Regions from separate parts of the Homo sapiens genome. Here regions 2, 3 and 4 are each linked to region 1. A link is a contact called in ENCODE Hi-C or POLR2A ChIA-PET data. All regions are on one chromosome and are shown on one strand. The core of a region is the stretch at or near the end of the contact, and the rest is flanking DNA. Distances in the headings are between cores, read along the strand shown.

What was found. Hi-C counts contacts between places; a loop is a spot of excess contacts on that map. ChIA-PET counts read pairs that join two places held with the same protein, here RNA polymerase II (POLR2A). Pooled maps may share reads with other maps.
Region 2: a loop to region 1 is called in a map of SK-MEL-5, with 4 times the contacts of the local background. The contact joins two enhancer-like sites. A Hi-C loop is called at or near these places in 2 of 168 maps with a recorded cell type or tissue (MCF 10A and SK-MEL-5). POLR2A ChIA-PET finds 5 or more read pairs at or near these places in 1 of 52 experiments (activated T-cell).
Region 3: a map of heart right ventricle shows a loop between it and region 1 (2.0-fold over the local background). The contact joins two enhancer-like sites. A Hi-C loop is called at or near these places in 1 of 168 maps with a recorded cell type or tissue (heart right ventricle) and 2 of 50 pooled maps. POLR2A ChIA-PET finds 5 or more read pairs at or near these places in 3 of 52 experiments (CD8-positive, alpha-beta T cell, HEK293 and OCI-LY7).
Region 4: a map of chondrocyte shows a loop between it and region 1 (2.6-fold over the local background). The contact joins two enhancer-like sites. A Hi-C loop is called at or near these places in 4 of 168 maps with a recorded cell type or tissue (chondrocyte, posterior vena cava, psoas muscle and 1 more) and 4 of 50 pooled maps. POLR2A ChIA-PET finds 5 or more read pairs at or near these places in 1 of 52 experiments (OCI-LY7).

The regions. Positions count from the first base shown.
Region 1 is chr1:185,482,700-185,485,613 of GRCh38, forward strand. The region is part of intron 1 of LOC107985239 (a long non-coding RNA gene); the gene reads left to right. Among named protein-coding and RNA genes, the nearest start is that of LINC01350, 140 kb to the right of the region's middle. Within about 2 kb of position 1,517, at least 5 of the 41 ENCODE cell types and tissues checked have a DNase peak (open chromatin) inside an H3K27ac peak, as active enhancers do.
Region 2 is chr1:185,419,413-185,422,326 of GRCh38, forward strand. No RefSeq gene overlaps it. Among named protein-coding and RNA genes, the nearest start is that of CBSLR, 100 kb to the left of the region's middle. Within about 2 kb of position 1,544, at least 3 of the 41 ENCODE cell types and tissues checked have a DNase peak (open chromatin) inside an H3K27ac peak, as active enhancers do.
Region 3 is chr1:185,533,564-185,536,477 of GRCh38, forward strand. The region is part of intron 1 of LOC107985239 (a long non-coding RNA gene); the gene reads left to right. Among named protein-coding and RNA genes, the nearest start is that of LINC01350, 93 kb to the right of the region's middle. Within about 2 kb of position 1,433, at least 4 of the 41 ENCODE cell types and tissues checked have a DNase peak (open chromatin) inside an H3K27ac peak, as active enhancers do.
Region 4 is chr1:185,438,472-185,441,385 of GRCh38, forward strand. No RefSeq gene overlaps it. Among named protein-coding and RNA genes, the nearest start is that of CBSLR, 120 kb to the left of the region's middle. RefSeq lists an enhancer at 1,546-1,595. Within about 2 kb of position 1,665, at least 6 of the 41 ENCODE cell types and tissues checked have a DNase peak (open chromatin) inside an H3K27ac peak, as active enhancers do.

The DNA of each region.
Region 1 (2,914 bases), core at 267-2,766:
TCTCAGTGCATCTAACGTGAGATTCTTGATGTCAGTATATCTTTTTTTTTTTTGAGATGGAGTCTTGCTCTGTCACCAGGCTGGAGTGCAATGGTGCAATCTTGGCTCACCGCAATCTCCACCTACTGAGTTCAAGAGATTCCCCTGCCTCAGCCTCCCCAGTAGCTGGGACTACAGGCGCTCACCACCACACCTGGCTAATTTTTTGTATTTTAGTAGAGACAGGGTTTCACCATGTTGGCCAGGATGGTCTCGATCTCCTGAACTCGTGATCTGCCCACCTCAGTCTCCCAAAGTGCTGGGATTACAGGCTGAGCCACTGTGCCTGGCCGTCAGTGTATCTTATTACTGGTGCTGTTAGCCATGATCTCTTGGTTAGGGTGGTATCTCTTGAGTTTCTATTCTGTAAGGTTACTATTTTCCCTTTTAAAATTTATAAATATCTTGGGAGAGATATTTTGAGACTTTAAAAATATCTGTTCCTCCTCAACCTTCTGACCATTAATTTTAGCATCTAACTGTGGATCTTGCCTGCAGTAATTATTATTGTGGTATTCTAATTGCTGTTTTCTATTTCCCTATTTCTTCTATTTTCATTAACTGAAATTTTTCTGTAAGGAAAAGCTGTCTCTTCTCCCTAATTTATTTATTCACTCATTTACTTATTCAGTGTGGACTTATGGGTATTTATTTTAGTCTATGGGTTAAAATCCAATACTACTATTTGTTTTGTTGCTCAATCTGTTCCTGCTTAGGGCCTTTGACTCGTGTACCCTTTTTACATGTCCCTATCTTTAAAAAAATAAACAAAAACAAAAAAAAAACCTGAGTTTTTTTTTCCTTTCTCTAATTTTACTCTAAAATATTTGAATCCTTATTGGGTAAGTGGGGAAAGATAGATGTAGGGTTGGTGAGATCTCATGGACATGAAGGCATCCTGTTGGATCTTGTGTTCCTCCAAGACTTTCTTGTAACAAAAGGAGCCTCAGCCACAGGGAAGCTGAGTATCCTGTCATATGGCTGTTGCTGTTTAAGTCATTTGCTGTGAGCAGAGTCACAAGGCAACACTGGGAACAACAGGCCTAACGCATGTCAACTCAGTGATTTTCAAACTAATACCTAATAGGAGGGATAGGAATCCCAACTTCTCATTTCTAGCCCAGTACTATTTCTGTGTTCTTGAGAAAGCTTAAGGCTGACTGTGACACTTCTGAGGCTATACCATCTGGTTGTCTCTCAGCTCTGTGGATTTTGAAACATGAGGAAAGAAAGAGGGAGTGGTAGCTTTCTCTGCCTCTGTAAACCTCATTAAAGTGATGTTTTTTGTTCCTATTGTCATTGGGGAAGGCAGTGATACTGCCAAGTAAGGAGTGGTTGATGCTTCAGATGAAATGGATGTTTGTGTTAAGAGTCTTTGTGTTAGATTGCCTTCTCGGCATCCCAGCTCTCAGCAACTCTCTTCCAGTTGTCACCTGATACATGTGGTTGAACAGCTTCTATTCCCTGTGCTCTTGTCTGTGACTAACCAGTGCTTCTCTTGTGGGATTAGTCTTCAGGATCACAGGACAGCTTGGCTTCTTCCTTCCTCAAGCAATGTGCTATTAATGCCAACCATGGGAACTTGGTGTAATGCAATACAGATACTTGAAATTGCTGAGTCACTTCACAGTGATGGTCATGTCTGTGAATGTGAGTGAGCCAAATAATGTGGAAGAAGAATGGTCTTTCAGGACATCACTAGACTTCTTAGACACTCTATTCTTTCCCACATTTAAATGTTTTCCCACATGTTAAATGTTTTGCCTTATGATGAATTCAGGTTAGGAATTTTCTGATACTAAGGGTTGAGAAAAGCAAATGAGCTATTACTCATGAGATCATATTTGTGAAAATGACTTAGATCAAATGAATTGCCCTTAAATCCTTTCTTGCTATGTAGATTCTTTTATTATTTTCTGTTCCAGCATTGTCCATAATTTGAAAGGTAAACCTAGTTGTTGAGTACTTTCAGATGGATATGCTATCAATGTAAGCCAGTGACAAACTGTCTGAGCCTGTTTAGACCTTGTCCCACAACGAAGTCTCCCAGGCTGAGAGAAGCTCTGATGCCCATGGCAAGCAGACAGCACGAACTGCTGGAGAGGGGAGCTGCTGACTCCCTCATCTTAATGGTTTATCCTTGGTTACTCTTTTTCTAAAAAGTAGAATCCTAGACTTATTTATTCATTTACTTTTACTTTTTTGAGACAGGGTCTCGCTGTTGCCCAGGCTGGAGAGCAGTGGTGTGATCTTGGCTTACTGCAACCTCCGCCTCCTAGGCTCAAGTCATACTCCCACCTCAGCCTCCCAAGTAGCTGGGACTACAGATGTGTGCCACCATGCCTGGCTGATTTTTTAATTTTTTGTAGAGATAGGGTTTTGCCATGTTGTCCAGGCTGGTCTCAAACTCCCGGGCCTCACAAAGTGCTGGGGTTACAGGTGTTCGCCACCATCCCTGGCCTGAGAATCCTAGATTTAAATCCCAGGTGTCTAGAAAAACTTATTCTTTCAAAATATAGTCCCCAATCCAGTTACTATGTGCCAGGCCCTGTGCTAATGTAGCTGTGATTACAGTCATGAACAAAATGGCTTTGTCCTCGTGGGGCTTAAGGTCTACAACAGCCCTGTCCAGTAGAAATATAATGGGAGTGCATATTATAACTTAAAATGTTCTAGAAATACATTTTTAAAAGCGAAAAGAAGCAGGTAAAATTAATTTTAATAACATATTTTATTTAACAATATAGCTAAAGTATTATGACATGTAATCAGTGTAAAAGTTATTGAGATAGTTTACATTCTTTTTATTGTACTAAGTCTTCAAAATTTTGTATGTGTTTTGCACTTATAATACATCTCAGTTTGGATTCGCTAC
Region 2 (2,914 bases), core at 294-2,793, 63 kb before region 1:
CAAGTGTAGACAGGTGAACTTGCCCTTGGTCATAGGGCTAGGATTTGAACAATAGTCTGTGAGGCTAAAGCTTATGTTTTTCTCACTACATTGCTCTAGTCAAACCATATTGCCTCCTGAGGGTAGAATGATGAAGAGAAGTAGCTAAGCACTCTGTAGTCAAAGTTGCTGGTTTAAATACTGGCTCTTATTCTTACTAGCTGTGTGACCTTGGATAACTAATCTAACTTCTCTCTGCTTCAATTTCTTCCTATATAAAATAGAGATAATGTGAGAATTAAATGGGACAAAGTATACACAGCAATTAAACCAATGCTTGCTATACAGCAAGTGTTCAATAGGTGGTACAATTTTTGTTACTACTATTATTGTTATTACTACTGAAAGTAAACAAAAATAAAAAAGAGTGGCTTGGCTGCTTTAAATGAGAAACAGCCCTAAAGTAATGCCGGATGCTCTTGCTGGGTCTGGGAGAACAGCAGATTACTCACTCTGTTGAGTTGTCAAGCCTGGGTGATCCCTGCCTGCCGCACTCACAGTCTGCTGTTTACAGTCCCGAATGCATCCAGTGGAATGGTCCTCCCCATCTGCAGCATCTGGTGCAATGTAGGAGACCCTTCAGCTTCCTCTGGACTGTTTTTCTTTTCTGTTTGTGTCCATCTTCCTTGATCAAACTCCAGAAGGCATATCCCCAATAGTTTTCTCCATTGTGGAGGACCTCTTCCATATTTTATGTGCTAGGATTGTGATATTCTGTTATGGCAGCCCTAGCAGATGAATAATACAGGTAGAATGGTCCTCAGGTGGTCTGAAGCAGGAGATACGGCACTTATGGTGCTCTCTGATGAAGCCTGAGTCAATGGAGGAGCCCGCAGCTGCCGGGTCACTTGGTTTCAGGTTTGTGAGAGTCAGCTGAGGGACAAGAGCTCCGGGAACTTTGAAGGCACCCTCTCGAGAAAGCGTTTTCTGTCTTAAATATTTTCCTGCACAGGTCTGAAATTGTATCAGTAGAAATTCATGTGGGGGTCTTGATGCCTTCTTTAGTTTTCAGCAATCTCATGATAGAATGAGAATGTACCTGGTCACCAGGACGCTGTTGATAGGCTGAGAATGTGGGGTGTGGTTTCTGGAAAAGGACTGCAGGGAAGCCGGCAGTGAAGGACAGATGGGCCAGATCTTTAGGTTCTCTCCCTTCCAGCTTTGCCCAGGACCAGCCTGGATGAGCTTCTCATGGGGCTTACAGAAAGAAGGGTGTTTTGGTTCTTCCTTGAAGGTATTAATACTTACTTCTCTGAATGTGAGGCTCTGGGCTGGGGGCACAAGGCTACAGTGATTGCTTCATTGTTTGGTGGTGGAGTCTTTGAGATCCTTCTTTTGACCTTTCAGGCTCTACAACATTTTGATCAGAAGTTTTTGCTTTTTGTGTAAGGGATGTGGTGCAATTGGGGAAGGTGCTATTGGGGTTTTTAGTGTAAGGGATGTGGTGCAATTGGGGAAGGTGCTATTGGGGTTTTTAGTATAAGGGATGTGGTGCAATTGGGGAAGGTGCTATTGGGGTTTTTAGTGTAAGGGATGTGGTGCAATTGGGGAGGGAAGTGTGGAGAACAAACAAAGGAAAGCACACTGGCCAGCCATACATAGTTCAGTAAAACAACACACTTCTGTCCCTGCCGCTACTAAAGTTCTTAAGCTCCCCAACCTTTTTTCTTTTACCTTATCTCTTTTTTGGGCCTCTAGAAGGAAAATATCCGTCTTTTTTTCTTACTACTGACTCCAGTGTGTTTATAACTTTGGTATTTTTGTTTGTCATTGTTTTGGCTTAAATGTGAATGTAAAGGAGAGTTCAACAGCAGTAAATAAAGTGCTGAGTAGCCTGTAGAAATGCTTTTGTATTGAAGTCAGATTAAATTTGTCCTCCAGTAAGATTTCTGTCACTGCCCTCTCTCCTCTGCCTTCCTTCCGCTGGATTCCTTCCCCTAGCATGGCAGGCTATCTCCACACTCTCAGGGTGCTAGCAGCTTCTTGGATTTACTCTTGACTTTTCATGAGATTGTTGGAGACTGAAAACAAAAAAAGCCTTTAAGATCCTAAAACAAATTATAACTAAGGATATAATTTCAGACCACTGGGACACATATGGTGAGGAAGGGAACCCTCCCAATGTTTCCAATAGGTCAGTCTATAATCAACAAGAGTTCTGCACAGGAATGAAACAGAGGATGCTGAGATGGAGAAGAATCAGCATGATTGTATACGAATGAGTGGCAACAGAGATAGCTTCCTCAAAAGGAAGAAATATGCATCACACTCTGTTCTGGGTCAAATAGAATGTTACAAATTATAGGAAAGAAATGATCTAGGTAATTATTTTTATACCATTTCACTTAAAACCCTTCATTTTCTTTGAATGGTAGTCATTTGTTTTCTTTCTAGGTGGGGTGATGGAATAACCATCTGCCAACGTATGGCCCCAATGTGTAGGGAGTGGTCACACACCAGGGTGTGAGAAATGCATATTTTTCTCAGTGTGTGGGCTCATGGATGAGAGAGAAATAGCCACTGACAACGTGGGGGAAAAGAAATACCTTGACTAAATCATATGGCATTCTTTATGATGTTGCAGTTCTTTTAAAATAACCTCAAAACTTTCCTAAAAGAAACTGAATGTATATCTGTGAAGGCTAATTAAGAATGTGAATAAACACAAAAATGACAATTTTGAAGAAAATCTTTTTGGAATCTGTACCATACTTCTTTTAGTCTCTGGCCCAAATGACAAAGATGAACTCTGTTAATACATTATGTGGGTCTATCTATTGGCAGTCAACTTGTTGGAGAGGCTGCCTGACTTGGACATAAATAATAAGAGAATTGCATAAATAAGAGAATTTGCACTCTTTACATAGGAGTGCAA
Region 3 (2,914 bases), core at 183-2,682, 51 kb after region 1:
AGTTTTTGTCTCATCAATAAGTAAAACATTTATAGAAAATAAAGATGTTATTTTTTGTAAAGAAAAATAATTTATTTTCTTATTAACTAGAGACAATTTCTATCAACAGCCTAGTATAAACCAGAGATTGGCAAGCGTTTTCTTTCAACGGACAAAAATAATAAATATTTGAGGCTGTGTGGACACTGAGGTCTCTGTCGCAACCACTCAAGTCAGCTGTTGGGGCATGGAAGCAGCCACAGAAGACAGGAGATGATTAGAAACTGTGTGTGTGGCTGTGTGTCACCAATAAAGCTGTGTTTTCAAAATGGGCAGGTTAGAGTCTGCCTGTAAGCTGTAGTTTGCTGATTCCTGCAATACACTTTAACACCCACCCCCGACACACATATATGTGGTGGTTTTAAAGAATGATATCATTGTATTATATTGTAAAGGTAATTTAAAGCTTTGAAACAGGCTACAGAGATTCTAGATATTCCTTCCAATAGACTCTGGGGATTGTCTGTCCTAAACAACATGGATTTTCAATTGCCCCAAAGGGGACAAAAATTCGATCTGAGGGGCAGAAAAGAATCATAGTAATTATAATGGTTTGTAGCCCTCCAAAGTTCAACTCTATCCAACAAAATCCTTATATCTTAGTGTTTAATTTTGAGGGCACTAAGTAGGGGAGATTAGGTTAAGATATCCGAAAAAAATCTTCTTAGGAAGGCAATAATGAAGGAAACATTGAGAATCACTGCTATAGGGATGTGGACTTTGTCTTTCCTTGGGTTATTTTCCCATTCTGTAATTTATGAATTACTGACAAATTATTGAAAATGCAAGTACTTCTTGTCTCTAGACTTTCAAATGACTTCTGTCTGTTGGAAAGACAATCTCCCTCTTCATCCCCAGGAAAAAGCCAGTTTTGTGTTCATTTTAAATTTATTTCAACATTCATTTGCTCCATGTAAATTTCCAGTTCATTTATTTCTCCTTTGAATTGGTTGTAACATCTGCTTGTTTCCCTCATTTAATAACTAATAATGAGTTACATAGAAATTTTGACATATGTTTATTTTCTATCTGTATGAGCCTCATGGTTTTACCCACTTTTAAAATATAACAATTTCCACTGGTTTATAACAGTTCTTTTTTACTTGAAAATACATCAAAAATCTTCCCATGTCCTTATGGATTTTAAAGATTATAAATATTCCATTAAATGAATATACCACATTTTTAAAAATTTATCTTTTGTTGTTGGAAAACGATGAATCATTTTTTAATGAGCAAGAGTAAATCGCTCTCTTAACACACAAAATACGGGAAGTCATAAAATGTGCCAAAAGCCTCTTACTTAATTTTTTTTGGCATAGTGCTTGTTTGCTTTCAGTTCCACGTTGACTTTTCGAGAACATGGGCCAGTGGACATAAAGGCCAATGCTATTTTCATGGCTTTGTTTGTTGACAGAAGGTTACAGGTGTTGCTTCTGTGAATCTACAGATCATTTTGGGAAAGCACTAAGCCCTGGCCTCACCAGAGGTACACAGGAGGTTTAGGACATTGAGTACGCTTTGTTACTTTACTTGGCTCCAGGTTCCTGGTTGAGATTCTGGTTGGCTTGCAATTAATTGCAGGAACATGGAATGTCTACCGTTTGTCTAAGCCTTCCATTTTCCTTGACAGCTCCCCCTTTCTCTTTACCTGCTCAAGTGCACTGCTGATTACTTCCAGCCCTTAATATCAATGTTTCATATTCTTTAAGCCAAAATTTTAGATATGAATATTCTCACCTTTCATATGTCCTGATAATTCTGTGTAACTCTGTTGGTAAGCCTGCCTCTCTCTAATCCTTTCTCTCAGCATTTCCTGTTCTTTACGATTGCCAAGTGAGTGACTTTGGGTGGCAAGTGCCCATTCTTAGAATAATTTTTCAAAGTTTTTTTTTTTTTTAGGAAACCATATAAGTAAACATTTTATGCATGGAGAGGAAGGCAAAAGATACAATAAAATAAATGCTTCAAAGTGAATATTACTTATAAGACCAGAGTAATGAGATGTAAATGGCTTCACCCAATCTCCTGTAAGACAAGCCCGTTGTTACAAATCTGCAATGGTGGTGCTTCCAGTATATTATTCTTTCTCCTTCTGTTACCAAAAATAACAAATATAACACTTTCAAGATCAACCAGTACTTTATTAAATGATCCTAAATTAAATGCAGAAGCAAGAAAGCTGATTCAGATCTTCTGGTTTTCGAAAGAGCATTACAAATTTTAACTTTTGGTAAAATCTATTTAACATTTAGGGAAGTAATCCTTTGGTAAGTGTCTGCAATTCCTTTAGTACTCTCTCTGCCTACAACAGCATTTAAATTATATATATAAATTGTATAGAGAATGAAAAAAATTCATACCTAATTCAATTATACATAAGAATCAAAGAAAGCTAAATTAAAGTAAAAAATGAGTTAATTGATAAAAAATAATTTTAAAATGCCAATGTTTAATTTTGATGAGTCCAGTAAAATCAAACCTTTTTGTGTAAATTGGTAAAAATTCATTCTGAAAGATATTTAGGAACATAGATCAGGAACCATTAAAGTGTTTATACCCTTTCTTGTTAATCCACTTCTGGACACTTAGCCTAAAACAATATTCTAAATGTTGAAAAATTGTGTAAAGGTATTACTAGCAGCAGTGTTACTTGAAAACAGGAAAGAATTAGAAACAACCTAAATATCCAATTTATTATCCAGGTAATACATTGGTAACAACTAGGTAAAACAGTTTGGTCAGTCTGTGGAATCTGTGGAATATTATGCAACCATTCAAATAATGATTATAAAGATGATGTAACATCATCATATGCTTATCGAATAATAAATTTACATTTGAGTATATAATAAAATGAAATACTTATGATTTA
Region 4 (2,914 bases), core at 415-2,914, 44 kb before region 1:
AACATGGAAGCTTGATTGGAGTGGTTGAGATGAGACTGGGAGGTATGAAAGTGGAGACAGGAGATAGAGTTATTCTTTTGAGGTGTTTGCTATAAAGAGAAGGAAAGAAATGGGGTAATAACTAGATAGCATATTGGGTCAAGGGAGGGTGATTTTTCTAAATAGAGAAACTAGATCTGATGCAACTGATTCAGAAGCATGGGAGAAATACAGTGATATAGGACAGAGAGGGTATAATTGCAAAGTAGTGGGAGAACATAGATTCAGAGATCTAAGTAGAGTAGGTGGGCTTTTTTGGAAGAAAGGACACATCTACCTTAGTAACTTCAGGAAAGAAGGTAGAAAGCAGACGCACAGAAGAAAGGAGATATATAGATTTGGTGATGAGAAGATAAGGTAACTCCATTTAAATTGCTTCTAATTTCTCAGGAAAATAGGAGGTAAGTTCAACAGCTGGGATGAGACAGAGATGTCTGAGGAAGAGAAAGAATAAAATAGCTGTCTATGAGAGCTGGAAAACAAGCACACTGGGGAAGTGTCAAATATCCATTCATGACTCTGAGTCATGAATTTATGGTGGAACTATTTAGTGGCATTGAGTGGTTTTCTTTAGCAAAATTCAGTTACAAGAATTTGGCCAGAGTTAAATTTAATCAGGTTTGAAGGTTTTCTGGGGAAGTCAGAAGGAGGGAAGGGGCAGAAAGTAATTAAAGGAGTTTGCATGCAAGCAGGTGTCTGGGCACAGATGGCAGTGAGGACATGAAGGTAATGGACTGGAAAAAATGTCACCAGTGAGTGGAGGAGTGGTCAGGAGGTTGATATATACCATCCACAAGGAGGGAGATGTGAGTGAATTGTGGTCTAATGATATGAGCTGGATATTTTAAAGAAGGAGAGGCAAAAGAAAGCTTTGAAAATGGTACTAGGAGCTAGGAAGACATCAACCAGGCTCTAGGTTCATGGGTTATTAAGAAAAAAGCAACCCTTGCTTGTGGTTATAGGAAGGAAAAGGTTTCAGTTATGAAAAGAAGATGAACACCAACTGGGAGTCCCCAGTAGCCCAGTAAAGGAGAGGATAGAGAAGGTGGGGGGAATGAATGGAGGAGTATGGGATCCAGACCGGAGGGAGATGGGTGGATGAATGATAGGGTCTTAGGCTTCTGAGAGTGGTTGAGTTAAAAGGGAATAAAGCATGAGAAATTCATTTTGATGGCCTCTTCATGGAAGGCCCAGAAGTTCAGGTCTCTGTCCCATACTATAACTAGAAGGAGTGGAGAAGCTACAGATGAAAGGTGTTATATGAGCTTCCTTGGGGTTTCTGGCCTCAGCTAGAGGTCCACCAGCTAGAGGTTCTTATTGTGACTGACTAGCTGCATGCCCTTGGGCCAATTCTTGTCTGCTTTCCTCATGTATAAAATGAGTCATTTTCAGTGCTCATGTGCTATTCTCATTCTCGGGAATGGTTCTTACTTCCTTGTCAGCCTGTTGAAATCCTAGACATTCTAAGAATTATCTCAGAAGCTGTCATTAGGCTATTCTCAATGTAATCACCCAATCAACCAGAAGTGACATTTCACTTCTCAGAATCACTGTTACACTGTCTGAACCACCCTCATGACAGTTATCAACATCTTCTAACTAATAGAGTTATTTGTGTTTATCTCTCATATATGTTGAAAACACCATGAGAATAGGAGAGGTGACACATTCTTTTTGCTCATAGCAGGTGCTTGATAAGTGTCTGTCAAATGAACCAGTAAAGCATACTTCTGGAGGACAAAGTAGTCATGAAGTAATGGAGACTTATTAGAAAAAAAAAGTGAAAACAATCTTGTATTTCAAATTTGCATGAGACATTTAGGTCAGTGGAAAATGTGATGTCATCAGGTCTAAGAGTTGCTTGTGTGGCTGTTGCCACAAACTTGTGTCAGTTACAGATAGAATAAATCTATTAGCAGAGAATTAATTGCTGTATGCAGATAGCTTCATGGAGTTGAAATAATTCTGCCATGTTAAGTGGAAAATAGCAGAGGAAGAAAGGAAGAGGTGAAAATTAATGTATTTGAAAGAATGTTGAAAATACAAGAACAAGTGGAAGGAAATACTATAATTCTTAGGCTTTAAAAAAAAACATAAACGTAAATGTAGAGGCCAGGCGCAGTGGCTCACACCTGTAATCCCAGCACTTTGGGAGGCTGAGGCAGGCGGATCACCAGGTCAAGAGACTGAGACCATCCTGGCCAACATGGTGAAACCCCGTCTCTACTAAAAATACAAAAATTAGCTGGTCATGGTGGTGTGCACCTGTAGTCCCAGCTACTCAGGAGGCTGACACAGGAGAATCGCTTGAACCTGGGAGATGGAGGTTGCAGTGAGCTGAGATGGCGCCACTGCATTCCAGCCTGACTGCAGAGTGAGACTCCACCTCAAAAAAAAAAAAAAAAAAAAAGTAAATGTAGAATTTGTTCTAATACTCAAGGGATGAAAAATTTCTCCAAGCTAATGATTGTCTAAAGCACATATTTCTACTGGGACATGTTTTAATTACTGGGCTGTGGAAATCATATGACATGGGTTGGAATGTGAGTTGTTCTGTCTGTTAAGTGAAGAATTTTTAGTGGCTGCATTTTTTTGAATGAAACATTGAGTCACATGATCTGACAAGAAAGAATGTACTTATGGGGTCAATGGGACAGAATACTGGACATTGGAAAATTTCCAATAGGAATAGGAAAACACCAGTTTATGTTATATAACACCACCATCACTATTACCACTACCACTGCCATCACCTACAAAAATAGGAGCAAAAGCCTTCTAAGCACTGTGTCAGTGTCTGTTCTGCATATTTTATGTCTTGCATTAGTCAAGGTTCAACCAGAGACACAAGACCAGCAGGACATATATAAAGACA